2 separate regions of the Mus musculus genome follow, and region 1 is linked to region 2. The links are chromatin contacts, found by Hi-C in ENCODE. All regions are on one chromosome and are shown on one strand. Each heading gives the region's core, a stretch centred on a gene start or an enhancer-like site at or near the end of the contact. The rest is flanking DNA. Distances are from core to core; before and after follow the strand shown.

The links. Hi-C counts contacts between places; a loop is a spot of excess contacts on that map.
Region 1: a loop to region 2 is called in a map of left cerebral cortex, with 2.1 times the contacts of the local background. The contact joins the enhancer-like site here to the promoter of Jph1 in region 2. A Hi-C loop is called at or near these places in 1 of 37 maps with a recorded cell type or tissue (left cerebral cortex).

What each region holds. Positions count from the first base shown.
Region 1 is chr1:17,006,471-17,013,526 of GRCm38, forward strand. All of the region lies in intron 3 of Jph1 (junctophilin 1), which reads right to left. Among named protein-coding and RNA genes, the nearest start is that of Gm46085, 88 kb to the right of the region's middle. Within about 2 kb of position 3,414, at least 2 of the 3 ENCODE cell types and tissues checked have a DNase peak (open chromatin) inside an H3K27ac peak, as active enhancers do; they include left cerebral cortex, where a contact is called at or near this core.
Region 2 is chr1:17,095,202-17,102,278 of GRCm38, forward strand. It overlaps Jph1 (junctophilin 1), which reads right to left and starts at 2,688. Exons shown (of 5, transcript NM_020604.2): 1 at 2,025-2,688. The coding sequence starts at 2,403. It overlaps Gm46085 (a long non-coding RNA gene), which reads left to right and starts at 2,632. Exons shown (of 3, transcript XR_001778833.2): 1 at 2,632-3,050; 2 at 3,480-3,624; 3 at 3,924-5,592. Gm31982 (a long non-coding RNA gene) reads right to left here. Exons shown (of 4, transcript XR_865203.2): 4 at 3,372-3,584.

The sequences.
Region 1 (7,056 bases), core at 2,164-4,663, 88 kb before region 2:
GTGGCACATTCATGTGAGAACTGGCCAAATATGAGGATATACAGCTAGATTTTTCCAGAGCAAGATTCAATTAATCTTAAACAAAGCAGTTAATGTATTGCAGTGAACAGCTTTTTTTCCTGGACTCTTTTTCTCTTGGAAGGCACATTCTGTGCCCGTTATTTGTTCTGTGTAGTAATATGTGTTACATGTAATGGTAGCTACATAAAGCTGGTGAGTGGTGGCAGCTCACGATCAGAACCAGCCATTATTGCCACAGAGGGAAACTAAAATAAATGCTGAAAGTTTGGCAGTTGGAATTTGTAGACAGTCATGTTTTTATAGGCAGAACCTGTGAATCCTAAGAGATTCTCACCCTTCTGGGGATATTTACGTTGGGAAAAAGTCACCTGGTGTACAACATTCCACATTTGATCAGCCAGCCCACCATCCCCACACAGAAAGGTAAGTCTACACACTTGGCACAAAGACTTTGAGCAGACACTGGCAAATGATGAAAGCAGGGAATCCAGTCTGAACTTCAGAAGTGAATGTTGCTGGACTGGCAGACTAATACTGCCCTAAACATATAAAGTCAATGTCCATGTCAAAGCCTTTACTGCAGCAATAGAGAGTAATTTATTAAACAGAAACCAGTCATTCTCTCAAGACTGCCAATCAGGAAAAGAGGAACAGGTTGATAGATTATAAAGAGATGGTATAAGCAGTGGAAATGACATCATGTTCCCTAAAGGACCTTGTAGTCCCATCTTTTTTTTTTTTTTTAAATTTATTTTATTATGTATTTTCCTCAATTTAGAGAACTTGTAGTCCCATCTTTAAAAGTTGTGCAGTATCTGTGACCAGTCAGTGTTCATGGTGGTGAGCTGTGGCTTTCCACCCTGACACCCTGTAAGCGGCTGCCACTAAATACATATTTGTGAAATTGAATACACAATTCAATTTGGTTAGAATAACCAGTAGGCCCAGGAATCACCACTTTTACATTTAATAGCAGACTATTCAGTTTCCCTTCTTCATGAAAAAAAAATTGGAATTTTCGGTTTGGAAGCTGAGTTTACAAGCCATTTATTCCTGGATGCTTCCCTTTACTTAACCAAAGATAGTATATATTAGTGGTTGTAATATAGTATAATTATATATATAAATATAATATATAAATAATAATATATATAATATAGTATATATTACAGGCCTTTAGTAATAAACAATACCTTGACTTCTAATTTATGAGAAATGCAAGCATAGTTAACACTTGGTAACATAGATTACAGGTTTCACTTTCATGTAAATAATCAACAGTGCAGTGTGTGAGCATTTCAACAACGCTTGTTCAGGATGCTGCCTAGGGAAGCCGCTGGCATTCTTCCAAGAGGGCTCAAAAAAAGAATTTTTATCACATTCCAAGGTGGTGTTTCAACTTATTTAACTCATTCCCAGACTCATTGATAAGTAAAAATAAGTGCCTTACTTAATATGACTTGGGATTAAAAATGAGATAAGAACACTTTGGGAGATGACTCAGCGGAGTGCTTGCCATAGCCGGTTGAGAACCTGATTTTGGATCTCTAGCACCCACATCAAAAGGAAGGAGTGGTGGTTTACGCCTATGATCCTAGCACTGGGAAGGAGCCGCTGGCCAGCTAGTCTTAGGACATTTGTTCGTTCCAGTTTCAGTAAGAGACCTTCTTTAAAAAATAATGTGGAGAGAAATCAAAGGAGATACCAGTCACACACACACACACACACACACACACACACACACACACTGCACTCTTCCACACACAAGCAAAATCACGACTGAAAGTAAGCTCAAATAGTAGGATGAAAAGCCATGCAAATAGTTTCTCAATTATTCCTATTCTCATCTACTTCTTGATCATCCTCAAAGGTTGTAGCTCAGTCCCCTTGACTTAGGGACTTGAATGATTAGCACACAAAGTGCTCCGGACAGACTCCTCTTTATGAAACACAAGACTGACTGACACAATATACTGTAAAGGCCAACTCACTTATCTATAGTGAGCAATATAGAAGGTCCACAAGGTACATGACTTTTACTGATATCACCAGTAAATGCCATTCTCCAGGGCAGAACTTCATGGTTCCCTAATCACTGGGAAATCAGGATGAGGGATAGGAGATGAACCACCTCTGTAATGACATCAGGATACCAGCCGGATGCATCTATTTTCTTGATGCCAGCAGAGTATATACTTGTCTCCTGGCTATAGTTCCCTGCCTTTGGTCACATAAGTAGTTCTTGTCAATGCAAGTGCAGTAGGGCAAGCTCTGGCCCAGGCCTCTCTAGGTAGTGTCTGGAAGGACAATGTCAGTGTTTGTCTCTGTGACTCACTTCCTTCTATACTTCCTTGGCTGACTGAGTCTTCAGATGTTTTTATACACCCAGTCATGTTATGAGTACCTCCTTAAAGTTACCACTGAGGGTCTCTTGTCTGATTTCCATAATATTTTCAAGTTTAAACCCCTGGGGGCAAAGTTCTTTCCAAATTCTCAATGGGTAAGTCACTATTCTCTCCCTCTTAGTCAAATTTAGGTTTTTCCATGTGTAAGTAAACTTGGTCCTTTGAGAACTTAATACCCCTACACAGGTCTGTTTTTATCTTGCAATTTTAATTGGTTTATATAATACTGGATTTCTGAATTAAAGCCATGAGATTTCACAATGATGAAAATAATTCCAGCTCCTTAAAGTAAGTAATCTGCCACCAAAACTTTCAAACTGGAAGGTAGCAGCCATCACTCTCCCGAGGGCTGCAGCATATGCCTTTCAAACAATGGTGATACATGTATCTGAGATGTGCAAATTAAATGAGCGGGCTTACAAGTGGTACTAGAAGTCTTTTTGCAAAAGCCTATCTGATTTGATCACCCTGTAAATGCAGAATTGAAAGCATGTGTTCCCTTGAGAAGATCTATAACACCCAGCACAGAACTGGCCTTCTATACAGTTGCAGAAAGAAGTGTTGACTGTGGGTCAAAGGGGACTGCAGTTTTCCACTTAGCTCTGGTCTCAAAGAGGCTCACTGTCATCTCATACGACTTGAATGTACCCATTACTGATGAACAACTTGCTTATATGAATCTGCTTGAGCTAAGGAAGGGTGGAATTACATTTTCCCACAATATTTCTTTTCCTTCAAATGCTTTTCCACCATAAAAAGGCTTTTAAAAACCATTCAGCTTAGAAAATCCAGATGGCCTTCAGTATCACTTACCTTGTGGTAACACCTAACACAAGTCTAGAGGGACCCCCCTCCCCCTCAGTCCCCTGCTCTGCTGCAGAATGAGCAGCAGAGCCAAGAATTAGCATCTGTAGAAAACAATGGTAAGTTTGTTTGCTTGCAAAGCAGTTCAAGCCTACAGTTTCCCCCCTGTGTAGCTTCCCCAGAGGGTGGCATGGCTAGGACCACAGGACAAAACTCCCTCTGCTTGCTGAGCTCTCCCAGTGGGGTTCATACCCTGGAATGTCTAATCCCACAAGGTACCAGGGAAGGGGGAGTTGATTTATCAGGTCACTTCCAAATGAGCAAAAGGTCCCTTTCTTAGTGAAATATACCAATGCATTTAAATGTTTGAAATAAGCTGCACACAAAGCGAGATACTCATTTTATCACTCTTGAATAAGTCACTCTATCAAGGCACTTATGCCAGCAAACCAGTGGGGCACCTCTCCAGAACAGTGCTTAAACCTGCATTTTACAGTCTTTCTTTTTCTTTCCTACTACTGTTCCCTTTCTCTCTGTGGGGAGTAGAGGTGTGTGCACATGCATTGGTGCTATTTGCTCAGACTAGAAATCTGATAATCTGTTGCCTCCCTCAATTGATCTTCACACCTTATTTTTTTGAGACAGGGTCTGTCATTGAGCCCAGACTGCATTGATTCAGCTTTGATGGCTTGCCAGCAGGCCTCAGGTAGCCTCCTGTCTTTTCCCACTTATTTTGTAGTATTACTGAGATTAAAAAACATAGGCCTTTAAAGGAAAAGATCCAGACTGAATTGCTCCCAGGGGCACAACATGTGGCACAGACCTAGGTAGGCTAGCTGACTACTCCTTCTCCATTCCTCTTCCTTTCCAATTGCTCTGGAACTAGCAGAATCTTCCTTCCAGAGTCATCTGATCCCAGCCCTGACTGCTCACAGGGGCCTGTTGTCACATGTACTGTTACATGTTGCGATGACATCTGGATGTAGGCCATCTGGGCTTCCCTTCCCCATTCTTCCAGTTGTCTGAACTATATTCAATCTCCAGGCTTTGCTCATGTCTCCTACTGTGTGCCCAGGTCTAATTGGTAAGTTCTCTGAACTCTATCCTGCCTGCACCCCCTCCAATACCCAGCCTTAGCCTGGATTATACCTACTGTGTGCTGCCCCATTCTGATCAGGCTCACCTGAGCCATCTCAACACCCAGGCTTTGCTCCAGTCACACATCCTGTATGCTGATCCACTCTGTTGAGATCAGACCCCCAGATACTAGTCTGCCTGCATCATATCCAGCCTCCAGGCCTGTTCATAGATCCATCTGTTCATGGATCAAGCCTGTTAAGTCTCCAAAACCTGGCCAGCCTGACTATCCCCAACCCACAGGCCTTGCTTTAGTCACACAGTCTGAACAACCTAGCGTGACACATCACTTCAGACATACAAGCAGCAAAAGAAGCCTACATGCACAAGTCATACTGTAAAAATGCAAACAGTATGAAAGACCAACACAGGCTTTCTTCCTCTTAAATCCACCAGTGTGTTAAAGATGCTCCCCATTGGGAATTACATAGATGTCCCAAAGTCACAAACTTAAAAATAAACAAAACAAAACAAAAAACTTAAAACCTCATCAAATAATTCAAGGAGTTTAAATACACAAATAGCTCAGTGAACCTAATGGGAATAACAAAAAATGTGCGAGCGAAGCCCAAGAAAACACAAACACATAGCCGAATGGAATTCTGAAGACAATTCAGAATTTAAAACTAATTCAGTAAATAAATAGAAATAGTGAAGAGAAATAAGCTGAAATGAAAACTTGATTAGCCCAATTTGAAGACTCAGAGGGACAGCTTTCTACAAGAATGGCTCAAGTAGAAGAAATGGTGGGGTATGAAGATAAAGTAGAGGATTTAGAAAAACAAACAAGAAATACACAATAACAACACCACATGCAGAAACTATGGGACACCACAAAAAGGCCAAAGTTTCTAATTATAAGCACAGATGAAGGAGAAGAATCCCAGGTCAGTTGCATAGACCAGGTTTTCAAAAAAATCATAGAAGAGAACACCCCGACCAAGGAGACAAACCCAGTTAGATATAAGAAGCACAAAACACCAACTTGACAGGATCAGAAAAGAACCTCTCCACAGCATATCACGGTCCAAACACTAGATACCCAGAACAAAGTGTGACTACTGAAGGCTGCAAGAAAAAAAGACAAGTCACACAGGAAGGACAGTCCCTCTGAATAATAGTTTCTCAATGAAAAGTTTGAGCATAGAGTAATTACTTCAAGTTCTAAAAGACCATGGATGTTAACCCAGACTACTGTACCAAGTAAAACTCAGGTATCGCGGAGGGAACAAAAGGAATTTCCATGATCTAAACGGACTAAAAGAAAATACACCACCAAACCAGCACGTGGAGAATCCTGGAGGCAGTATTTCAGATTGACCAAAAGAATAAGCACAGACGAGAGACTAAAGAAAATAAATGAACTAATAACGACTGAAACATAAAATAAACACAAGACAGGACCAAGAACACAAACAAAAACAGCTAACAAGCTAAATGCCTATGATCAACACACACTTTAAGTAGTAATGGTCCCCACTACTTGTCAAAAGACACAGGTCAGCTAAAAGGATTAAAACACAAAGTCCACCTTTCTCCTGTCTACAAGAGATTGTTCTTAGCTCTGAAAATGAGCACCTCCTTAAAGAGAAAGGATGGACAAAAGTATCATGAGTAAATGGGACCAGGAAGCACGAAGCTGCACTGTCCTTATATTTGACAAATAGACTTCAACCAAAAACTGGTTGAAAGAGATAAAGATTACATTGTAATCCAGGAAACAATTAACTACAAAGACATTGCAATCCTAAACATACATGCACCTGACTTCATAAAACACATACTACTGAAAGGAAAGACACATGCTAACTCTAAGTCAGTTAATAACAGGTGATTTCAAAACCCCACTTTTACCGACAGGTTAACGAAATAGAGAAATGTCAGAACTGAATGACATTGTACACAAAATAGGTATCAACAGAATATTCTATCCAAACACCACCAAAGACTGTACAAAAACTCAGCAGCCTACAGAAACTTTTCTGAAATACATCACATAGCCTGGGAAACACATCTTTAAAACTTGAGAAAAAGTTAATTCCATGTATCATTTTGAACTGTAATATAATGAAATCTAATCAGCAAAGGACTGTACATAGACTCATGGAGATTAAATGAAAATGAAATCTCAGCATAAGAAAATGTTCAGGACACAATAAATGCAGTTTTACAATGGAAAGTTATACCTCTAGATGCCCACATTAAAATACCAGAACATTCTCAAGCCAGGAGTGGTGGTATACACCTTTAGTCCAAGCACTTAGGAGACAGATCTGAGTTTAAAGTCTACATATCGAGTTTTAGGTCAACCAGGGCTCTGTAAAGAGACCCTGTTTCACCCCCACCCCCTACCCAAGATGGAACTCAAGAATTTAGGAAACCAAGGAAAAAAATAAACCCAAATCCAGTAGACAAGAAAACAACAACAACAACAACAACAACAACAACAAAATCAGAGTAGAAATGAAATAGAATCAAAGAGAACAAGACAAAACCAAACCAAATCAAGAATAAAAACAATTTAAGAGCTGGTATTTTGAAAATATAAACAAGGTAGATAGATCTTTAGCTCAATTAGCCAAATAAACAAACTCCACAAACCATGGCCCCCATTATATCAACAGATCAAAGATGAACAGGGAAACATTATAACAGACACCAAGGAAATCGAGAATATTGTAAGGAGATA
Region 2 (7,077 bases), core at 1,438-3,937:
CTGCTGTCACTAAAAATATGTAGGAAGGGAGGCAGAATTAAGCTAACTCAGGAATAGAGAAGCTGCTATTCCTACTTGGACTAAAACCTCTGAATGAATTAATTGTATCTGTTTAGGCCATTGTTTTTAAATTATCGATTTTCTGATAAAAGGTGTTAACAGAAGGAAAACCAGTAAACTGACCAGCAAAGAGTAAGCATTCAAAAGTGACTTACATGTTTAACATTTTTTCTTGATTATAGCATACCAGGGTCTTGTTTGTTTGTTTGTTTGTTTTGTTTAAACTTTCAAAGTTGGTTTAAAACAGAAGGCAGATTATTCAGTTACTTGGAGATATATTTGGCCTTGTGCAAACAACAAAGACACATCGGCTTTTCTGTGCTCTCATGTTCTGATTACTAAGCATAACAAATACCCTAAAGTCACCAAGTTTCATTTAATGAGTTTTAACTTTTAAAGAAAGTCTATATTGTAATTAAACTACAATAAAATAAGTCTATCTTATAATCTTTAAAATAAGGGCTTTAAAATGATCATATTAAAAAAAAAACAACTAAATTTTTACGGTTGAACACAGTATTTTGTTATATCAGAGCTAAGGCTTCCAATAAAATCCAGAAACAATATTTGTAAGGCTGTCAACCAAGGCATATTGTGGTTCTGAAGAGTAAATGGCCCTGTTAAACTATCAAGGCACTCAGGGCTCAGCCCAAAGAAAAGTACTAAGATCTCCCCCCTCCCACCCCCCCCCCCCAATCCATGAGAACCATATCCTTATTTATACTGCAGGGCCAAATGGTATTAAAAAAAAAAAAAGCAAATCCTACCATTCTGCTGTTTTGCATTTGAAACACAGCCCAAGTGTTCTGAGCAAGTGAAGTGTACAAATTGTATAAGCTTTTATATAAGCAATAGCATAACGGAATTTCAGTGGGCTGGAGAAACTTTTAATTGGATCCCTTTAATATCCTCCAACTCTGAAGCAGCTTAATTTCAAAAGGTGACATCCTATAATCCTTTTCAATTAAATATGACTATGTTTATTATCAGAAAATAGTCTTTGCCCAAACATAGCCCTATTCATCTCTCCCAGCTTTGTCTTTAAAAAAATTAATCAACTTTTGACCCCTGTTTCACTAATGTATGCTTTCTTAGCGGAAAAAAAAAAAAATGAACCCGTTCCTATAACATACAGAAATTATAAGGCAAACATTGTTAAATCACAACCAGGCTTACTTTTTAGGCCACACCCCTAATGTATATCCAGGATATAGCATACTCTTTAACCTTTTTAAATATTTAATGGAAACTCCGTCCATTTTTCCTAAAGCATTTTCTCAAGATCTCCAGGTCAGCAAAGATTACAGTTCTTCTGATTCAAAAGTACTTTAAGGAGCCAAGTGAAAGTTAGGGAGAAAATTAGGAATGCCGCTTGCTTTGGGCAGTTGCTCTGCTGCCTGTAACTAGGACTCTAGAAAATACACCCTCAATAAGGTCCAATTCCCCAACATCCTACTTATGGGGTTCTGGCTTCTATCTTTAGGCTAACTGGAGGGCCAGAAGCGAAATACGAGACTCTACGTGAAACCAAACCGCGCGGCGGTCAGCACCGACCGGCAGCCACACAGCTCAAGACGTCCCTCTAACTCCTCCGGAGTGGCGATTTCAAACCCGGCCTGGAGAGGGAGGGATCAGGAATGTAATGTGACAGGCTCAAGTGACAGTGTCCTCTCTCCTGCCCAGCCCTCCCGGGGCAGCGCGGCTCTGGGCCCCGGCCAGGTACCTGCACGCCTAACTCCCGGGGTATGGACAGCCTACCCGCCCGGGGAGCCGCAGACACTTGCGACCCAGCCGCGAGACCAAGTGGTCTCCCTCGAAATGGGGAGGAGGGCGAGAGGGAGGGTAGACTCCCCAGATGTTTTGGCGGGTTTCCGGACACGTGCGTCTCGCGTCCTCCCCACGTCCCCGAAGCCAGGGAAGAGCCCACCGCGTCAGCCCTCGGAGACTCCCGAGATGCCGCTCACCTCCATCCCCGTAGGTCTCCACGCCGTACCCGTCCTGCAGCCCGTTACTCCAGGTCCCCTCGTAGCGGGCGGGGGTGCACAAGCTCTGCCGGACCCCGTAGCGCCCCTTGAAACCATGTGACCACTCCCCCCGGTACATCCACTTGCCCTTCGTCTCCACCCCCAGCCCGTGCCGCTTGCCCTGCGCCCAGTAGCCCTGGTAGGTGTTGCCGCTGGGCCAGGTGTAGACTCCAACCACCTCGAAGCCGTGCGACCAGGAGCCAGAGTACTCGCCCTGGCCCTTGGGCCCCGTGCAGATGCCATGCCCGTGCGCCTTGCCCTCCTCCCAGCCGCCGCAGTAGGTGCCGCCATCGTCGAAGTCGAACCTTCCGCCCGTCATTCGGGGGGCAGCCCCGGCGCGCTCCTCGTGGGGGCACAAACGTGGGCAGAGCTGGGCACCGCAGGGTGTAGCTCCGGGGTAGGGGCCCGTCGGGCGAGCTCACGACTGCGCCCCGGGCAGCTCGCACCGCCGATCGGCTCCAGTCCGACGCCGCCCCCGTCTTCCCCTCCTCTTTCGCCGTCGCCACCGCCGCCTCTCTCCCTCCTCCTTCGCCGCCGCCCCGGCCAGCGCCGCGCGCGAGAGGACAGCCCAGTCTCCAGAGCGGACTTTCAGCTGCTCCCACCCGCCCACGTGAGCCGGGCACCGCCCCGCGCCCGCCCCTAGTCCCCTCCCTGGGCGCGGAGGCCCGGCCCCATGACACGCCCGCCCGCACGCCCGCCCGCCGGGCCCTGCCCCCAGCCCGCGGAGCCGAGCTTCTCCTCCGGCTGCTTGGCGCGCGAGCTCTGGGCACGTGTGTGTCTGCGGAGTGGGCTGTGACTGGGAGGGCCAGTGTACTCTGAGACGTGAGACGGTCAAGCCTGCGGATAAAGGTGCGGCTGCCTGTGCTGGGGACCTGCTCTTTGCTGCTGGAACCTCCAGCTTTTCAATTGTGTTTAGTCTTCTACAAGTGAGGCCACCTGTGTGATAGAGTGACAACTCTTGTGTAGGTGGGTGGTGGTGGTGGTGGTGGTGGTGGTGGTGGTGGTGGTGGTGGTGGTGGTGGTGGTGGTGGTGTGTGTCTGCATAGGGTTTGTAGTTGCATTTTTTCCCCCAGCATTCCAACTTGAGCTCTGTTGGATTTGTCATGCGCAGCTGTCATCATGAATTAATATGCTCCAAATATATGTCTGCATGTGATAAATCTGTGGCAGCCTAGATATAATTGTGCAGAATGTTCTTTTACACCTACCCATTTCAGGGCACATGTGTTTGCATTTCTTTTCATGAAGATTCCAAGAGAGGCAATGCAGTTTGAAAGAGCATGGGCATGAGTTGTTTGGGTTTTATTTGTAGAAGTGATGGGCTTTGTAGCTGGCATTGCAGGAACACAGGGCATTGTCTTTTACATTCCAGCCTGTTCCCTCATCTGTTCTCAGCTTTAGAAATGCTACATCCTGGAGCTGTGCACCCAAACAGGCTTAGTCTGTATGTATTGCTTGAGTGCCTGGAATGCACACCTGGGACCTCTCCACTGTCGCCCACTGTTTAGAAAAGAAAACACAGTTTTCAAGGAGAAATATGGTAAGTAAAGCACTCTGCTAATGTAACAAAGAAGCCATGAACTTCTAAACACAGGACAGGTGTCAGCTGATGCACTCTCCTGCAGCAGCACTCACTGCCTTGTTGAACTCACTTCAGATACCTCCTCTAAACTTTATCTCCATTTTCTCAATGGAAATACCCTCCCCTTTCTGTGTTGGGGAAAGACTTGGTGTATTTCGATGGTAGTACCCGTAAAGTCAAGAATTGCTAACAGGATAGTTGAATCACATACTACAGCCTCTTTTAGGAGTGGCATTGATCTCTCCTTGCCTTCACAGTGCCAGTGGAGGAAGTCTTTTCCCCAGGTCACAAGCCAGGGTCTCAGAAGGACTCTCAGATTGTGCATTCCTGCTGTTCCCCAGGCTGAGAGGACAAAACAGGTGAGCACTTGGGCCTCTCACTAGGTGGCTGATAATCAGATAAAAACCCTAAAGGACAACTGTCAAAAGGAGAGCAAGAGAAAAGGATTCTTTCCTGAGCATAATTCCTTCTCTCAGAACTGGAGCTGTCCTTTCCTGCTTATCTGTGTAAATGACAGAAAGGAAAAACGAAGACAAAACAAAACCAACAGAAAACCCCCAAAACCCCAACTCTGTTTACACTGAGCCAAATCACCAAAAAGAATTAGAACCCCTCGCCCATGGCACTGCTTGTGAAGTGCCAGGAATAGTGCTTACCCTAGTGGCCTGAAGTAATCAGGCATCTTGCTCAGCATCCCTTTCTGCACTGGGGATTGATTTAGGCCACTGGGAAAATGAGGACCCAGGGCTTTGCAGCTGAGCCACAACTCTTTTTCTCAGTCACAGGAAACACTGGCATTGGGGGCTCACACAGCATCAAGTCCCACTTGTTCTGAGGGTTTGGTCCGATAGGAAAAGAAGAGCTGCTCAAACTGATATTTCTTTTCTTTGTCTTTCAAGTGGTGTTCTTCCCAGAGGCAGCACTTGTGCTTTGTCTTTTTGTTGGGTTTTGTTTTGGGACCTACTTCTAGTGTTAGGATCCCAGTGTTCTTTAAGAGTTTTTTTTTTTTTTTTTTTTCCCTTGAAGTATTTGTCTTCCTCCCCAATTCTCTAAAACTGAGGGCTTTCAAGGAGTACACTAGACATCACAATTTTCTGGCTTCTGCAAAAGCTACCTAGTCATTCATGGTACAGGGAAAGTAATGGTAAAGTCTGCATTTACCATCTGGGCGGGGTATGGAGGTTTGTGTAGGATAACACACAGCTCTTCTGCCTAACCTTCCTTAGAAAGAACCTTAAGTAAAATTGAGAACCGTGCAGTAAATACGAGCTGTTTAATTTCAACAAAACTTAATTCTAGCCTAACTGCGACTGACTCCTACGGGAGAAAGTTAGTAATGAACTTTTACTGGCTCCTGAACAGTTTTTCAACCAATGAAGAGCATGAGCCCATATTTCTATTTACCTCATGCTACCACAAAGAGATGCCTCCTCATCCCATAGCCGTGTATATAAACGTAAAGATTGAGGTTTGGTGGCCATGCTAGGAGAGCAGAGGGCAGAGCAAGAGGTGCAGAGCAAGTAGATCCTGGCAGTGGAATACTGTTGTAATTTCAGAGTCAGGGTTAGTAATGTCCTTATGTTCCCTCTCTCTCTGAACCTTTGCCCTGGATAAGGGGGAGTTGAATTTAGCTTTAAGACTGGATTAGTAAGAAGAGAATGTGAATGTTGGTGTGACAGGTGGAATGGGGGAGGTCAGTAAAGCCCAGGGGCCAACAATTAGCAGCTTCTTTTCCTTTGTACACAAAACCCAGCCATTACTAGTTTCTCTTCTAAAACATTTTTTATAATAAACAGTAAGCTGGTGCAGTGTATGTCCAGTTCATATGTTGGTAAGGATGTTTTGCTTACAATTTAATGATGTTATTTTTTAGTGATATGATTCTATTAGAATTACTGAGAGTTTTAATAAAAAGTTTATAGATGACAAAAAGGCTGAAGTATGAGTGTTTATTGTTTCAGGAACATGAATTAAGAGCATAAAGACATATATAGAATTAAAGTGAATCACATAATTCAAAATGAACATTATTAGCTTGATTTGTAAAGAAATCCAAATGATTCATTTGTGATAAGTGTTCATGAAATTTAAGTAAATTTTAAATTTAATTAATTTTGAAAAATTAGAGATCTAAGCTTTTTAGATAGCATGAAATCAGAAGAATACCAAAGTCAGTGTTCTTCAAATTGTTTGTTTAGTGTAATTACTGCACACCAGTAAGCTTTTTAAATCTCATTTTTCTGTACTACTGATTGAACCCAGGGCTTGGTGTATGCTAGGTAAGCACTCTACTTCTGAATATATCCCCAGCCCTTCTTTATTTTTTCTTTGAAGAAGGATATTGGTGAGTTGAGTGTCTTGGCCTGGATCATTAAATTCTCCTGCCTTACCATCCTCCCACAAGTGTGTGGATTATAGCTTTGTGCCAACAACGTGTCTTCAGTCTTTTAATACTGTTTTTATTGGAGAGTACTTTGAAAGACCTCAGGTGGAAGGAAACAACCTGGGTGTGAAGTAAGGAGGGGTGGTAGAGATGAGTTTTATTTCTTGTTTGGCTAAATGATTTATAATGCCACTGTGTAGAATTTGAAGAACAAATTATAGTTAATTAGAGGAGTTGGTTATGATTTACTCATGTTGGAGTGGAAGATCCCTAATTCATGCAAATACACCAAAACTGAGGTAGCTTAGGGGTAGTGTGCTTGCCTAAGATACATGAGGCTCTGGGTTTAGATCCCTGCACTGCAAACAAAACACAGAAATACACACCAGGACACAGTAGGCACTCGGTACTGAAAGTCAGTAAATAAATTTTTTTTTCTCATTTTCAATAGTGCTTCCTTTTGAGACTCAAATTATTCACTCATGCCTTCAGAGGCCTACTCTTGTCAGCATCTTTAGGTCACTGCCTTGTGTTCTAAAAGGAAAAGTAGCTATTCCACAACTCCTCATCTGTGTGCTGTCCCCTGCCATTGTCTTGTACAGTATCATCCTAGCATCTGAGTATCTCTTACGTTCTGCAGTATCATGACTTTCACTTCCTCAGACACAACATTAACCTAGGTATAGGCCAGTTCTGATAACTGGAACTGTTTTACTCAGTGACAACATTCCTTCATCTTTTCCACTGTCCCCTAAGAAACCAGGGGCTCTTATCAAAGGTTCCACTTCTTGAGTCCTGTCTACCTAGTAGCCTTTGTAATCATTTCCACCTCACTGCTGCTGGCATTCAGTTGCTTTTTCACAGTAGCTTCTTGTAAGCTTTGATTTTTCAAAAACTACTTTAATAAAGGTTCTTAAACACTTCCATCTCCCTTCTAGCCCATGAGGGAAGGATAGAAGAAGGTTTACAGGAAAAGAGGATCATGGGCCTGCTTAGTAGTAGTTAGTTCTTGGGGACATTGCCATTCA